Linked DNA regions of Homo sapiens: region 1 is linked to region 2. A link is a contact called in ENCODE Hi-C or POLR2A ChIA-PET data. All regions are on one chromosome and are shown on one strand. Each heading gives the region's core, a stretch centred on a gene start or an enhancer-like site at or near the end of the contact. The rest is flanking DNA. Distances are from core to core; before and after follow the strand shown. Region 1 overlaps TOM1 (target of myb1 membrane trafficking protein). Region 2 holds the start of RASD2 (RASD family member 2).

Region 1 (6,699 bases), core at 1,708-4,207, 230 kb before region 2:
ACTCCAGCCTGGGCAACAGTGAGACTCTGTCTCAAAAAAAAAATGTATTCAGAGGATTGCAAGTTGGAAGAAGGATTAGGATTTCCACACAATAGCTAGTAAGGGATCAATGAGTGCCCAAGTGTGGAGGTGTTTCATTTACACTGTTATAAAGGTTTATTGTGCTGGTGAATACAGCCTCATCTTTCATTCAGTCATTCAGCAAACAGGTACTGCAGGTTTATCATGGCCCAGGTCCCATCTGGGGTAGACAGTTAGTCCATTTGTGAGCTATAACCGCCACCCTTAAAGAGCTCACAGACTCCTGGGAGAGAGAGATGTAGAAACAAAGAGATCGCCCAACAGAGTTATTTTAATCACTCCACTAAGCAGTGCTTAGAGTTGTGGTCTGTGGAAAATGCTACTGGCTGCTAGCTGGAAGGAATAGGCCCTGGCGGGGTGGGGGGTGTCAGGGCAGACTCCACCAGGAGACCTGACCTTTGATCTGGGCTTAGGAGCACGAGTTGAGGTGGGGAGGAGCACATTTCTTCCTGGAAGAAGGGCAGTGTGTTCAGAAGCACAGAAGCCTGAGGAGGGTGATGGGGTGGCTGCGGGCGATCAGCTGAGCTGGTGAGTGGGAGTGGGAGGAAGGACTGGGCCAGGTCTCAGTGCCGGCTCCCGAGGGCTTCAGTGGAGCCCGGTGCCTTCAGGTCCATGCCGTAGTTGTCCACCGCGGAGCAGTCCCGTGGGAAGGCCAGGGCAGCTGGACCTCACTCCTTAAAGAGGAATATTAATCACGAATACTTTGAGCTGCAGGTAACAGGAAACGCAACCAGCAGAGTCTGAAACCACCACAACAACGCACTTTGTTTACCTAGCAAGAAGCCTGAAGGTTGGCAGTTTCAGGGTGGGTTTGACAGCTCCACGATGTCTCAAAACAGCCAGACTCTTTCTTGTTCTGTCCTTAGCCTGGTGGCTAATCAGTGAAATACAGTGATTGTTGTTCTGGGAAGGCAGGGTAGGCAGGGGCAGTCAGCATCGAACTGAGCACCTAGGCAGTGCAGAGCCTCAGTCGGTCATTCCAAAAGTATGTAATGCCCCCCTCTGCTCTGTTGCACCAGAAGGTGGGCCCCAGAAGGTCTGCCCCAGGCAGGCAGAGGCAGTCTTCACAGGGACAGAGCAGAGTGGAGAGCACACAAGTTTGGAGCACGCAGGCCTGGCTTTGCATCTAGCAAGTCACAAACCTCTGCACATTGGCTGCCCCCACGACAGTTGGGGATGTGGGGAGGTGACACAAATGGAGGTCCTCCGAGCATCCTGCACAGGCTGACACTTCTTCACTGAATGATGGCTGTCATTGTTCTCCATGATGTTGTTATTGTCATGGTGCAGGATGAGGAGTGACACGGTCTACCCAGAAGGAGGCACCACTGAGGAGCCAACCCTGGGTGGGGCTTAGAAGATGAGGGGAGTTCGGCTGGGCACGGTGGCTCACGCCTGTAATCCCAGCACTTTGGGAGGCCGAGGCGGGTGGATCACAAGGTCAGGAGTTCAAGACCAGCCTGGCCAAGGTGGTGAAACCTCATCTCTACTAAAAATACAAAAAAAAATTAGGCGGGCGCCTGTAATCCCAGCTACTTTGGGGGCTGAGGCAGAGAATTGCTTAAACCCAGGAGACGGAAGTTGCAGTGAGCCGAGATCGCACCACTGTACTCCAGCCTGGGCGACAGAACAAGACTCCGTCTCAAAAAAAAAAAAAAAAGACAAGGGGAGTTCAGGAGTTCAGCTGACTCATTCCTCCTCTTCATCAGCACACCTGGCACTGTCTCAGCACCTGGTCTTTCCTGCCATGGAAACGACCTTTTGGAATTGTCAGTTGTGGCCTCCCACTGGACTGTAAACCACCACTGGGGCAGGACCTTGCTGGATTTGCTCACTGACGTCTCCCTGTAGCCTGGACAGGTGTTGAGAATGTTTGAGAAGCACATAGCATCGTGGTTATGAATATGGACTTGAGAACCAGACTTCTCTGGCTTTGAATCTGCTGTGCATCTCACAAACTGTGTGACTGCAGGCAAATTGCTGCCTTCTCCATGCCCCTGAGTTTATTCATCCTCTGTCTTAAAGGTTGTGGTGACGGGTGACTGAGGGTGTGACGTGCTTATTAGTCCCATGCCTGGTGCATGCTGAGTGCCAGATGAGCATGTGAACTGGATGAGCCTGACTGAATGAGGAATGGCATTGCAGACAGAAGCTCAGAGGCGTGAGAGGGCAAGCCACATAGAGGAAGGGGGTACAGCTGACTGTGGCTGACGCCAGCCCCTGGAGAGTTCAGGCTTTTGATCCTCAGGCAGTGAGGGTGATGGACAATGTTTAAACAGAGGAAGTTGTGCTTGGAGTTATGTTTGAGTAGAGCGTGGAGGTGACAGTGCAGGCCTGGGGAGGTGGCAGCTTGAGCCAGAGCTGTCTCAGTGATCATGAGACTGTTGGAATGTGCAGGATGGGAGCGAGCGGGCTCCAGGCTGCTTCCCAGAAGGCTGGTGTGGAAAGGGGTGATACTGGCCGGACACAGTGGGCAGTGGCTCACACCTGTAATCCCAGCACTTTGGGAGGCCAAGGCGGGTGGATCACTTGAGGTCAGGAGTTCGAGACCAGCCTGACCAACATGGTGAAGCCCCATCTCTACTAAAAATACAAAACTTAGCCAGGTGTGTTGGCAGGTACCTGTAATCCCAGCTACTCGGGAGGCTGAGGCAGGAGAATCGCTTAAACCCGGGAGGCAGAGGTTGCAGTGAGCCAAGATCGTGCCACTGTACTCCAACCTGGGTGACAGAACGAGACTGTCTCAAAAAAAAAAAAGAAAGAAAGGGGTGATACCATACCATGGCCCCCATCTCTGATCCTGCCCGTGGTGTGGCGTGTCTTTGGTGACTACTCATTCTTTCTCTTGGCCCAAGTCATAGTCATTGTAGCTCGGTTACTCATTGCTAGCCTTTCCTGATGTCATACTGACATTGTCTGGCTGCAAGGTCACAACATCCTGTGAGGCAGGCAGTCTTATCCTGATTTTACGGGTGCAAAAACAGAGACTCAGAGGGGCTGGATCTTTGCCCACATTCTATGAGTTAGGTCAGGCCAGACTCGTCCCACTCCACCCTCATCTCCATGAGGGGCAGGTGGGTCTTGCCATCATGCCAGGCAGATTATCTGGAGCCCTCCAGGGAGGTGGTATCTGCACCAGACCCAATAGGGAGAGGACAGACTGCTGTAAGGACGCACAGGTGCCCAGTGATCCGAAGCCACAGGCTTGCCAGCCATAAACAACTGCAAAGCCGCCTGATGACAGGTGGAGGATTGCAGGGCCCGGTTCTGTCAGGAGCTGGAAGACAAGAGCACAGCTGCTACCCGGAGGCCCTTGAAGGTTACAGCTCCGAGGTCGGGGAATCAGTTGTCATTCTCTTGGTAACTGGCAACCACTGTCCGTGTTTTTATTCCCCCTTCTTAAAATAGCAAGCTGAATTACTTCTGTGGTGAAGAACAAAAACAAAGCAAATATTGCCAGGTTCCTGTGGGTTTAAAATTCTGCCCTGATGGAATATGCCTACCCTGTGGGCATCTGAAGGAAATCCACATGATTCACCGCAATCCTGTTGTCCACACCTGGACCTGGAGGAACCTGGAGGAACCTAGAAGGGGTTGGCAAGTGATGGTCTGGGCAGATGTCCCACAGCCTCCCAACAGCTGTCTTGTACTGGAATTGCTCAGATCTGCCTTGTCCCGATTTTGTCTCCTCCTCCTCTTCCTCTCCCCTTTCTCGTTTAGGCCACATATCCCCTCCCACCCCGCAGAAAACCTCCGTCTTCTGATTGGCTCTGCCCACTACTGCCTGCTGCCACTCATGGCTCAGGAGCTTGCCTGCACTGCTTGGGTCACATCAGACTCATGCACGGGGTGGGGGCGGGGGGTCCTTCTGCTCCCACCTGATTGCCGGGTATGGGATTTCTCTTATTTATCAATGTCCCCGCTTCCCTTTAAAAGCCACTTACTTGCCTTTCCAAAACAACCACAGCCTCTCCTGAAACACTGATGTTCCCTCCTCCAGGAGATGAGAGGTGCCCATCGTTTTCAGGGGGTACTGGGGACAGAAGAGGATCTGATGGTGGGGACCACTGAGAGGCCTGCCGGTGGAGCTCAGGGAGGAGAGGGCCAACTCCCTGTGTGGTCAGGAAGGACACTTCTGGGAAAACAGTGTTCCCCGCCCCTGCTGAGAGATGCGGATGGCACAGAAGCCTCAGGCACCTGCGCCACAGCGTCAGCGGCTGCCCCGCCCTTACCTCTGTGTGCCCTTTGCAAGTTGGTGATCTCTCTGTGCTTCAGTTTCCTCATGAGATGAGGGCAATAATGCACACCTTACAGTGTGTTAAAATTAAATCTCATTCTTCATGTGAACAGCTAATGCTGCTTGATATTCTATGGCATATAACTTGGGAAGTTAAAATATTATTATTGTGGAAGGGCATGCAGGCCAGGTCGAAGACTAGGGAGACACGGAAGGATTTGGGCAGGAAGGACACTGTCATTTTCAGGTTTCAGAAAGTTCCTTCTGGACAGTGTGGAGAATGGGTGGGAGGAGGGAGGCAGGAGGAGGGAAGAAGCTGAGGCGGTAGTCTAGCGGGAGGATGGTGGCCGGGCTGGGGCAGGGGCAGTGGCAGAGGGGATGGTGTGATGGACAGAGATTTGGGAGCTGACTTGGCAGGACTTCGTGGCCTTTAGGTGTGGCTAGGGAGGGAGATGACACTAATCCTCTGGCCTGTGTGACTGGGGCTTGCTGAGATGTGGCCTGTGGCAGAGGAGCAGGTTCTGTAGGTTAACACTGACTGACATGACTAACCCCCGCCCCAAAACCCTCCAAAGCAGGGCACGGCCCTCTGCTCAGAGGGACACTTGTTTGGCCCGCTCTGTTCTTCCCAGGTGGCTCTATAAGTGTGGAACCCCCAAGGGCAGGGGTGTGGTACAAAGAAGCCACACTCAGTAAACCTTCACAGGATGGACAACTCTGTCTCTCAGCCCTGTCAGAGGAGCTTTCCTCATCCCCTCCTCCAGGCCTGATCTAGGGGTAAAGCAACCGCCCTCTGCCTCAGCCGCCTGGCATGTGTCCTGGGCCACCCTGGCATCCGTCTGGCTCAGGACCTGAGGGTAGAACTGAAGTTGGGCCAATTGCAAAACCAAGGTCTCAGAGCCACAGTTTTAGTGTTGGTTGAGCCAGCCTGGCTAGAAGAGGGCCCTGTCCAGTCCCGCAGAAACTGCCCTCCTCTGTCCTCCGGCAGACTGGGTTTAGCAGGCACTGTGGCTTCTTTTGGGCACCTTAAAGCAGGGACCATGCCCACCGAGTCCACCATGGTATCCCAGTGCCTGGAACCGGCTTGGCTTACAAATAGCCGTGTAGCAAGCGAAGAGTCACCCACCCTCCCCGAGCCGGGGCACAGCCGTGAGGAGAGAGCCTCCCTTGCAGGACAGCGTGACATCACGTGGAATAACAAGTTCTACATGCCTACTCTGGCACACACTCCTGACAGATAATAGACAGCCGGCAGCACTGTGCTCAAGTGCCTGGCCCATCAGCCAGCAGGTGTGCCAAGGCCGGCAGGGTGGCTGCAGCAGGCGGATGAGTACTTTGCATGTGACACTTGCAGGGGAGGGAACCTTGGGTAGTGCCCTGTGTCAGAACAGGGTCTCACCCTTAAAAGGCGGAGCAAAGCCTGTCTTATCACACAGTCCTCCATGTAGTCACAATACATACCAGCCAGAGTGATGTGTGTAATGGAACGTTACCTGCAAGAAACAGGGCACAAAATTTCCTGTGTGCACGTGGTTGACGCGTGAAGATAGCATCTAGGAAGGCGCAGAGAACAGAAAACAGGCCATGCGGCACCTCCCTTTCCTAAAGACCGTTTACAAAGGTGCTGGCATTGCGAGTTCCTGCGTTCATCATTCATGTAATACCAATTAGTGCCTCCCACACTACAGTTCACAAAAGGCTGCCAAGCCCGGTGCTTGCTACCATGCAGACCTGCAGCCAGTGGTCCCGGCCATGGCCCTGACAGGCTTCCAGAACTCTGCAGCCGACTCCCGGCCTGGAAATCTTACCCTAGGAACTGCCACAAAGTGAAAATTTCGTGGAACTGAATAGAGGTGGTGGTGGTTGTATTCAGTATTACAGGTGTACCAAATGCCACTGAATTATACATGGTAAAATGGTTAGTTTTATTTTATGTGACTTTCGCCTCAACTTTTTTTAAAAAGAACCACCACCACTTGCTGAGTGTTTATTTTGGGCCCGTACCGTGCTGATACCTTGCCGTGCTGATACCTTACTGTGCTGGTACCTTGCATGAATCATCACCTCTCTTTGGGGTAGTTCTGCTGGGTGGCTCGGCATCGGTCCCTTCTGTGGGTGCCTCAGAAGGGTACAGGAGGGCCAGGTGACCTGTTAGTAATGGAGCGTTTGCTTCCTAGGTAAAGAAGCTCTCTGTGAGATTCTAGAGGAACCTGGTTACAGGGGATGCCTCTAGGAAGAGGGGGCTGGGGCAGGGGACAGAGATAGATTTACCTAGCTCCATTGTATACCACTTGAGAACTTTTACATTTTGTATCCTGTGAATGGTTACCAACTCAAAAGATAATTCTTTTTTGCTTGTTTGTTTGTTTGTTTTGGAGATG
Region 2 (7,160 bases), core at 3,057-5,556:
CCCCGTTAGCCAGGGTGGTCTCGATCTCATGACCTTGCGATCTGCCTGCCTCGGCCTCCCAAAGTGCTGGGATTACAGGCGTGAGCCACCATGCCCAGCCCCATCTCTTTGTCTACAAAACAGGAAGGCTGGGCCACATGACCTCTATGGTATCGCCAACTTCAATCTTCTGGCCAGTGCTTCTCAAACTTTGGCTTGCATCAGAATCACCAGGAGGGCTGGTTAAAACCAGGTGGCCTGGCCTCACTCCCAAAGCTTCAGGTTCACCGGCTTAGAGTGAGGCCTGAGATTCTGCATTTCCAAGTCCCAGATGATGCTGATGCTGCTGGTCCAGGGACCACACTTTGAGAATTACTGCTCTAGCAACCCTGGGTGCACATTAGAATTACTTAGGGGAGCTTTAAACCGTATGGTGATGAAACCCAACTCCAGAGCAATTAAATCAGCATCTCTGAGTGGGGAGCCTGGGTTTTGGTATCTTTTAAAAGCTCCCCTAGGTGATTCTAATGCGCCGCCAGCATTAGGAACTGCTGTTCTAGAAAAGCAGCCTGACGTGTGCTTTTTTTCCTATTGGAATAATTTCTCTTGGACCCCAGCTCAGCCTCTCATTAGCTGCCTGGTTTTGAACAGTCTCCCTGAACCTCAGTTTCCCCTTCTGTAAGTGGGGCTGTTAGGAGGACTAAGTGAAACTCTGCTTCACTGTGTCTGTCCACCCTTCCCTGTGTCCAAGGAGAGCTTGTACGTTTCTTCTGCTCTGAGACTGTTTGGCTGAACACAATTCAATAAGCATTTATTAAAAACTTATAATGTGTGAGATGCTGCCCTTAATGATGTGAGAATAAAAGGATGAATCAGGCTCGGTCCCCACTCAAAAGAGCTCACATGCTAATGGGGGTGACGAGGCATGTGTCCAAAATATGAAGCAGGAAGTAACACCGGCTACGGAGGAAGTAATCATGGTGAAGGCCATTATGTGTGAAGCACTTCGCAGTTTATTTTAATCCTCCCAACAACTCCACGAGGCAGCTACTATTGTAACACCCACTTTTACAGGCCAAGAAACTGAGGCTTAAAGAGAGGACCAGTTACCCACAGCACAAGAGCCAGGCTTTGGTGCTGTGGGAGCCCAGAGGAGGAGATTCACACCATTAGAAAGGCTGGGAGTAAGTTTTGTGGGGAGAAGTGTGGACACAGTGCTTTGAAGAATGTGTAGGAGTTTGATGGGTAAATACAGAGAAAAGGGTATCCCTGATAAGAAACCAGCATACACAAGCTCAGAGGAGGGATAGCTTCTCTTCTTTAGAGACCCGGAAGTGATTTGATTTTGCTGGAATGGAGGTTGAGTGCAGGGCATGGTGGGAATCACGTCCTGGTTGGAGGCCTTGTTCGCTAGGATAAGGAATTTAGATTTTTAGACTTTATATCTTTTTTTTTTTTTTGAGACAGAGTCTTGCTCCGTCGCCCAGGCTAGAGCACAGTGACACGATCTCGGCTCACTGCAACCTCTGCCTCCTGGATACAAGCAATTCTCATGTCCCAGCCTCCCGAGTAGCTGGAATTATAGGCGCACACCACCACGCCTGGGTAGTTTTTATATTTTTAGTATAAAATTATTATATTTTATATTTTTAGTAGTAGGGTTTTGCTATGTTGGCCAGGCTGGTCTCAAACTATTGGCCTCAAGTGATCCTCCCATCTTGGCCTCCCAAAGTGCTGGGATTATAGGCGTGAGCCACCACACCCAGCCCAAGATTTTATATCTTAAGCAATGGGGAGCCCTTGAAAACTCTTGAGCAGGAGGTGGCAGTTTTAGAACAGGGCTAAAATGGTCACAGGTTATATGGGAGAGAGAGGGTGACAGGGAGCCCAGGGACGAAGGGGGCAGCTATGACAAAGGGTCTGATGAGGGATGATAAAGCAAGTGGGTGGGGAGGGGGGAAGGGGAAAATAGGCACATGTGAGAAGTGTGCTGTTGCTACACAAAGCTTCCTTGGGCATCAGTTGATCCCTTATGTGTATTTGCTTATTGACTGAGCCCTACCATACCAGGAGTGGGGGAGGGCAGGAGCAGAAGACAGAGGCTGGGGCAAGTGGACCTCCCAGGGTTCTCACTCCACATGCAGCTCCCCTCGCGACTGGGATATGGTCAGTGGGACATGACCCATTCTGTTGAACAACTCTGCAGAAGCAGGGAGCAATTGGTTCTTGGGCCGTCTGCTACATTTCCGTGATGGAGGTGGCAGAGCTGGCCCAGCGACCTGAGTCTTCCTGACCCCAGCCTTCCAGGTGAAGCGTGCCACCCTGCTCACCTCCCACTGCCAAGTTCACTGCCAGCTCAAGGCTCACAGCCTGTGTGTGTCATGCCCAGCACAAACCCTCCCGGGCTGAAGCCAGTTCCCAGAGGCAAAGTCTGGATGTGGAAAATGCACCAGGCTGCAATCCTGCCACTTGCCACCAGGTGACTTTGGGCACATCCCCTTAGCCCCTCTGTGGCCTAAATTGGGGCATTAAACACAATCAGGTAGTACAGGTACTGCACCCTCCACCCCCACCTGCCCCATCCTCTCTGGTTAACTTTCCTGGAGAATCTCAAGATGTTACAGAGACAAGCAAAGCAAGTCACTTTCCATATTCAAAGTCCCAGGCCATTTTAGTACTTCTGTCATTCTGTGGACCCATCAATATCATACCCATTTTAGAGATGGCACAACCAGGACCCAGAGACTTTTCATGACGGCCCAGGGTCAGATATCTAGGTAGTTACGGAGACAGGACTTGAACGCCAGTCTCTCAGCCAATGGAGCTGACCCCTCAGGTGCCCTCCCAGACCCCTGCGTCCTCTCATGAGGTAGGGAGGCCAGATCTGGGTTGGGGGTGAGGCTGGCAGACATCCCTGAGGTCCAGGGATCTGGAACTGAGGGACACAGACACAGCATCCCATCCCTTTGCTGTATCACACAACGAGAACATTCTCTTTTAAGCCTCCTGATATGTGAAGGAGAAAGTCTCTGTTAGGTGCTAATGGGTATTTAACACCTCTCCAAACCTTGCCAATCTCCCTTTTTCACTGAGGGCACACATCTCAAGCCTTGGCAGGCCACGGTTTCCAGCTGGAATTTAATAACCTTGCTTTGTTTTCACTGTGCTTATTTTAACTCTTACTTTCTATTTATGGCAAGTGATACTGATTTCCCATTTAAGGCAGTGATATAATGATTCTCTAAAAAAACGTGTTTAAGGGGTGGGGAAAGTGGATCTGATATTTTAAAAAATATATTAAGTAATAAGTGGTGTGGAGATATGGCCCAGTGAGAAGGCCCGATGTCTGGCCTAGGTCAAGCCCCTCATTTAAAGGTGGGGAGGGAGAATGCAGGCAGGAGACGCAATGCTCAAGGCACCTGGTGTGTCCCCGTCGGCCGTGGTCTCTGAGACTCGCATGCCTCGAAGACCTCTGGCTACTAAGCCTAGGTGACTCCCCGCCCCTCTGGGCGACACGTGCATGGCCCATGTGCCAGTCCGCAGGGTCCCGTGGGCACCGTGAGCTCGGGAGGGAGGCGGCGGCTGGGACAGGCAGGTTGGACACCTGGGAGGGCACCCGGGGACTTCCGCGAAGGAGGAGGGCGCTGGAACCGTGGCGCGCTCGACCTGGCCGGGCGCAAGCCGCTGGAGACCCCGGCCGAGTGGGCAGGCGGCCGGACCCCATGCGGGTCACCTGCGGCCAGGCCGGGCGTGCGTGTGAGCGCGTGCGCAGACGTCAGCCTCCGAGGCCCGGGCCGCCTTCTGGGCAAGGTGCGCGCGCCCAGCGGCCCCGGCCCCACGCGCCCGGACACGCGGAACCGCAGACCGCGGCGCCCCGGAGGCCGCGAAAGGGATGGGCGGGGCCGGGCCGCGGGACCCGCCTCCCATTGGCCGGGCGCCGGGGCGAGGCGGGGCGCCGGGGTGGGGCGGGGCGAGCGGGCTCTGGGGGGCAGACGCTGGCGCTGGGCGGCGGGAGGCGCGGCTCGCGGGGGGCCGAAGGAGCAGGTGGGCGACGCTCGCAGGGGCGCGGGAGGGTGCCGCTGGGACCGTCATCAGGAGCCTGGGGTTCTGCCACCTTTCGGAGGGATCAGCGACCTCTTCGCCCTGCGGGTGACAGTGGGGCATCTGCCTGCGAGAGGGGGAAGGAGGGAGAACCCAGGGCCACACACAAAGTTCTCCTCATCTGGGGACAGGAGGAGGTGAAGGAGGAGGAGCCGGGTTGATGCTAACTTGGAGCTGCGAAACCTTGGGGCGGCGTTCAAGGCCCCCTCCCACACGCGCGCAGAGCAGAGCGCCCTGCTCCTCCTTCAGCTGCTGGCGTCGCCGCGCGGGGAGAAAGAAGCCGTCCCTCCGGCGCTGGGAGAGCTGCAGAGCCGCGGGCAGAGAAGGAGGCCGCGGCCGAGCCCGGCAGCCCGATACCCCCCATCCGAGCGACCCCCTTTGGGGCAGGCGGAGAAGGTGGCATAGGCGACCAGGAGGGTTCGCCCACCTGGGACACGCACCCACAGTCACCTCCAAAGGACCCCCCCTCCCCAAGTCTCTAGGAGCTGCTCCTTCATCACTGGAGTCGCCCCTACCTCTCTGCCCCCAGCCCGAGAGCCCCAGGCGGGGACCCCCGGATCGGACGTCCCCAAGCCTCCGGGCACCTGGCTCAGCAGGAGGCCCCCGGCTCGGGGCAGGGCAGGGCCGGCGGCGGCGAGCCGGAGCCCGCCCCCTGCCCGGGCCCCGCCGAGCCCTCGGAGCCCACCCATGGGGCACCTGCCCCTTGCGCCTCCTTGCCCGGCCGCGCCCAGCCCGGCGTCCCGAGCAGCGCAGGGGAGGATCCCCGCGCAGTGACCCGGGAGCCACCACAGACTCTGGGAGGCTCGGCGGCTGGAGCAGCAGGCAGCTCCCCGCAGCTCCCGGCGCTTCCAGGCAGCTCTCTGAGCCGTGCCAGAGGCCCGGCCCGCCATTCCCAGGTAGGAGACGCCCCAACAGAGCTGGGCATCTGGGGGAAGTGGAGCAGCCGGGAAGAAAGGGTAGAGGCTTGGAGGAGGAAAGCTCAGTGATTCCTTAGATGACCAGAGAAAGTGAAATTGATTGAGCACCTACTATGTGCCGGGATCGTCTGGCAACTTTGCATACCTAGAGAGAATTAAATTCGTTGAGCACCTACTGTATGTGTCAAACTGAGTGCTATACCCTTGACTTAATCCCAGGAAAGAAAGATTTATTGAGCTTCTACTATGTGCTAGTTTTGGTGCCACAGGCTTTGCATTTAAAGAGCTAGAGTAATAGCCCATTTAAATAGGAGGAAACGGGGGCTCAGGGAAGACGAGTCAACTACCACAAACACTCCTGTCCCTCTTCTGGAGCTGGCTGCAGCCTGCATTACCTGGAGGTGGGGAAGGAAGATTAAGAAGCTCCTTCGTTATCCAGAGTTCTTGAGCTTTTTCTGGGTTGGTGCAGAGTGAGTTTCCTGGATGATTCCCTTCCCAGGAGGGGTTTCCTGTAACTTAGCTGTCTTGGAGGGCCCGGAAGGCAGCTCTGGAGGCCTCTCTGTGCCCTCCCCTCCCCTTGTCCCCAGCACCAGGAGGATGACAGGGGATGTTGTCCAAGACCTCATGGAAGGTGGGAAGCCAGGCTGGGAGGGAGCAGCCAGGTCAGGAGCCAGTGAATCAAGCCTCCTGTGGTGTCAGAGACAAGATGGGGTCCCTGCAAGACCTGCGCCTGCATTCCAGTCCAGCCTCACCAGGCTGCTCTAGGCAGCCCCACGACTGCCAAGATAAAGTGCCACGAAGAAAAGAACCCAGCATGTGTTCAGGTTTGCTGCGGGTCAAGAGCTGGGTCAGCCTCCAGACTTATTGGAAACCCAGGGCCACACAGGGGGTTTATGTCTTACCATTAACAGAGGAATAACCTGAGCCCCAGGAAGCCAAGTCATTTGCCCAGGGCTGCCGGGCTGGTGAGAGGCAGAGTTGGCCTGCCAGAAGTGGATGCCTGCCTACCTTCTACCACCTGAGCTGCCAAGGGTGGTGGGGTTGGCTTTGCCAAGCTCCCGGACTCTCAGAGTGGCAGCTGGAAGCCAGTGATGGCAATGTGCGTGTCCAAAGAGGCTGAGTGTGCACTGATGGAGGAGGCATGGGGGTGTGGAGGAGGGGCAGTGCAGTGAAACAGGCTCTGGGGCATACACCGGGAGGACACGTCCAGACTCTTGTCCTGCTGCCTGTGCCCGTGTGACCCCTTCATCTTTCAGGCAGGCCCTGGGAGAGAGGCTCAAGGGAGAAGTGGTGAATCCACAGGTGCACTTGCTCAGAGGTGGCTGGCAGGGTTAGGGGAGAATCCTGGGAGGTGCCTGCCCCCTTTCCGCTCCGCTGCCTGCAGGGAGAGAGGGAGTGAGAATATAGTATGTCTCGGCGTCATCCCCCCGCCTGATGCCAGCTGAGGCTTCACTGAGACAGACAGTGTTTTGGAAAAGACCAGTTTTGGCTGGGGGTGGGTTTTCATAGAGTTAAGAGCCCAGACTTTGAAGCCAAACAGCCTGGTTCTGATCCCAGCCCAGCTAGTCATCTGCTGTGTGAACTGGGGCAAGTGACTTAACCTCTCTGAGCATCAGTGTCCCCATCAGTCAAGTGGGCTGATGGATGCCTTCCTGGCTGTGGTTACTGTGCCCCCAGGATGGCGTCCCCTCATCTCTGCTCTGGGAACTTTCTGGCTTCCACCTGTCCTCAGAATGGCCCTGTGATGGGGTCAGTAGTCACAGTATGTGCATTCAGATACCTGTGCCGCTAGGGGGTCTCCGTTGAATTTCCTGCCTCTCTGAGCCTCCTCTCTCTGATTCCTTACTTCCCCTCTCTGATTCCCTGCCTCCTCTCTCTGACTTCCTGAAATCCATTCAGTCACTGATATTGGACTCTAAATTCCCAAAGGGCTCTTCAAACTCATCCCTGTCTGCTCCTCGCTGTATGAGGTCAGCCTGGCTGAGGATGGAGAAGGGAGAACAGGCTGCAGAGGAGAGATGTGCCTACGAGGGTGCCCATGGTGCCACCTCTGGGGGAAGAGAGGGAAGAAAGATGTGGAGGCAGGAGGCGGAGCCCACAGAGGCACTGTCCCCTGGCGTCCAGGTGTCCAGATGTCTCACACAGCCCCACGTGGCTCAGGCC

What was found. A loop is a pair of places that touch in the nucleus more often than their neighbours do. ChIA-PET counts read pairs that join two places held with the same protein, here RNA polymerase II (POLR2A). Pooled maps may share reads with other maps.
Region 1: a loop to region 2 is called in a pooled map, with 2.2 times the contacts of the local background. The contact joins the enhancer-like site here to the promoter of RASD2 in region 2. A Hi-C loop is called at or near these places in 1 of 168 maps with a recorded cell type or tissue (CD4-positive, alpha-beta T cell) and 9 of 50 pooled maps. POLR2A ChIA-PET finds 5 or more read pairs at or near these places in 1 of 52 experiments (activated CD8-positive, alpha-beta T cell).

What each region holds. Positions count from the first base shown.
Region 1 is chr22:35,310,519-35,317,217 of GRCh38, forward strand. All of the region lies in intron 1 of TOM1 (target of myb1 membrane trafficking protein), which reads left to right. Among named protein-coding and RNA genes, the nearest start is that of TOM1, 14 kb to the left of the region's middle. RefSeq lists enhancers at 604-883, 3,333-3,432. Within about 2 kb of position 2,958, at least 23 of the 41 ENCODE cell types and tissues checked have a DNase peak (open chromatin) inside an H3K27ac peak, as active enhancers do.
Region 2 is chr22:35,536,525-35,543,684 of GRCh38, forward strand. It overlaps RASD2 (RASD family member 2), which reads left to right and starts at 4,307. Exons shown (of 3, transcript NM_014310.4): 1 at 4,307-4,976. RefSeq lists enhancers at 2,969-3,531, 3,532-4,094, 4,095-4,657 and a silencer at 3,779-3,998.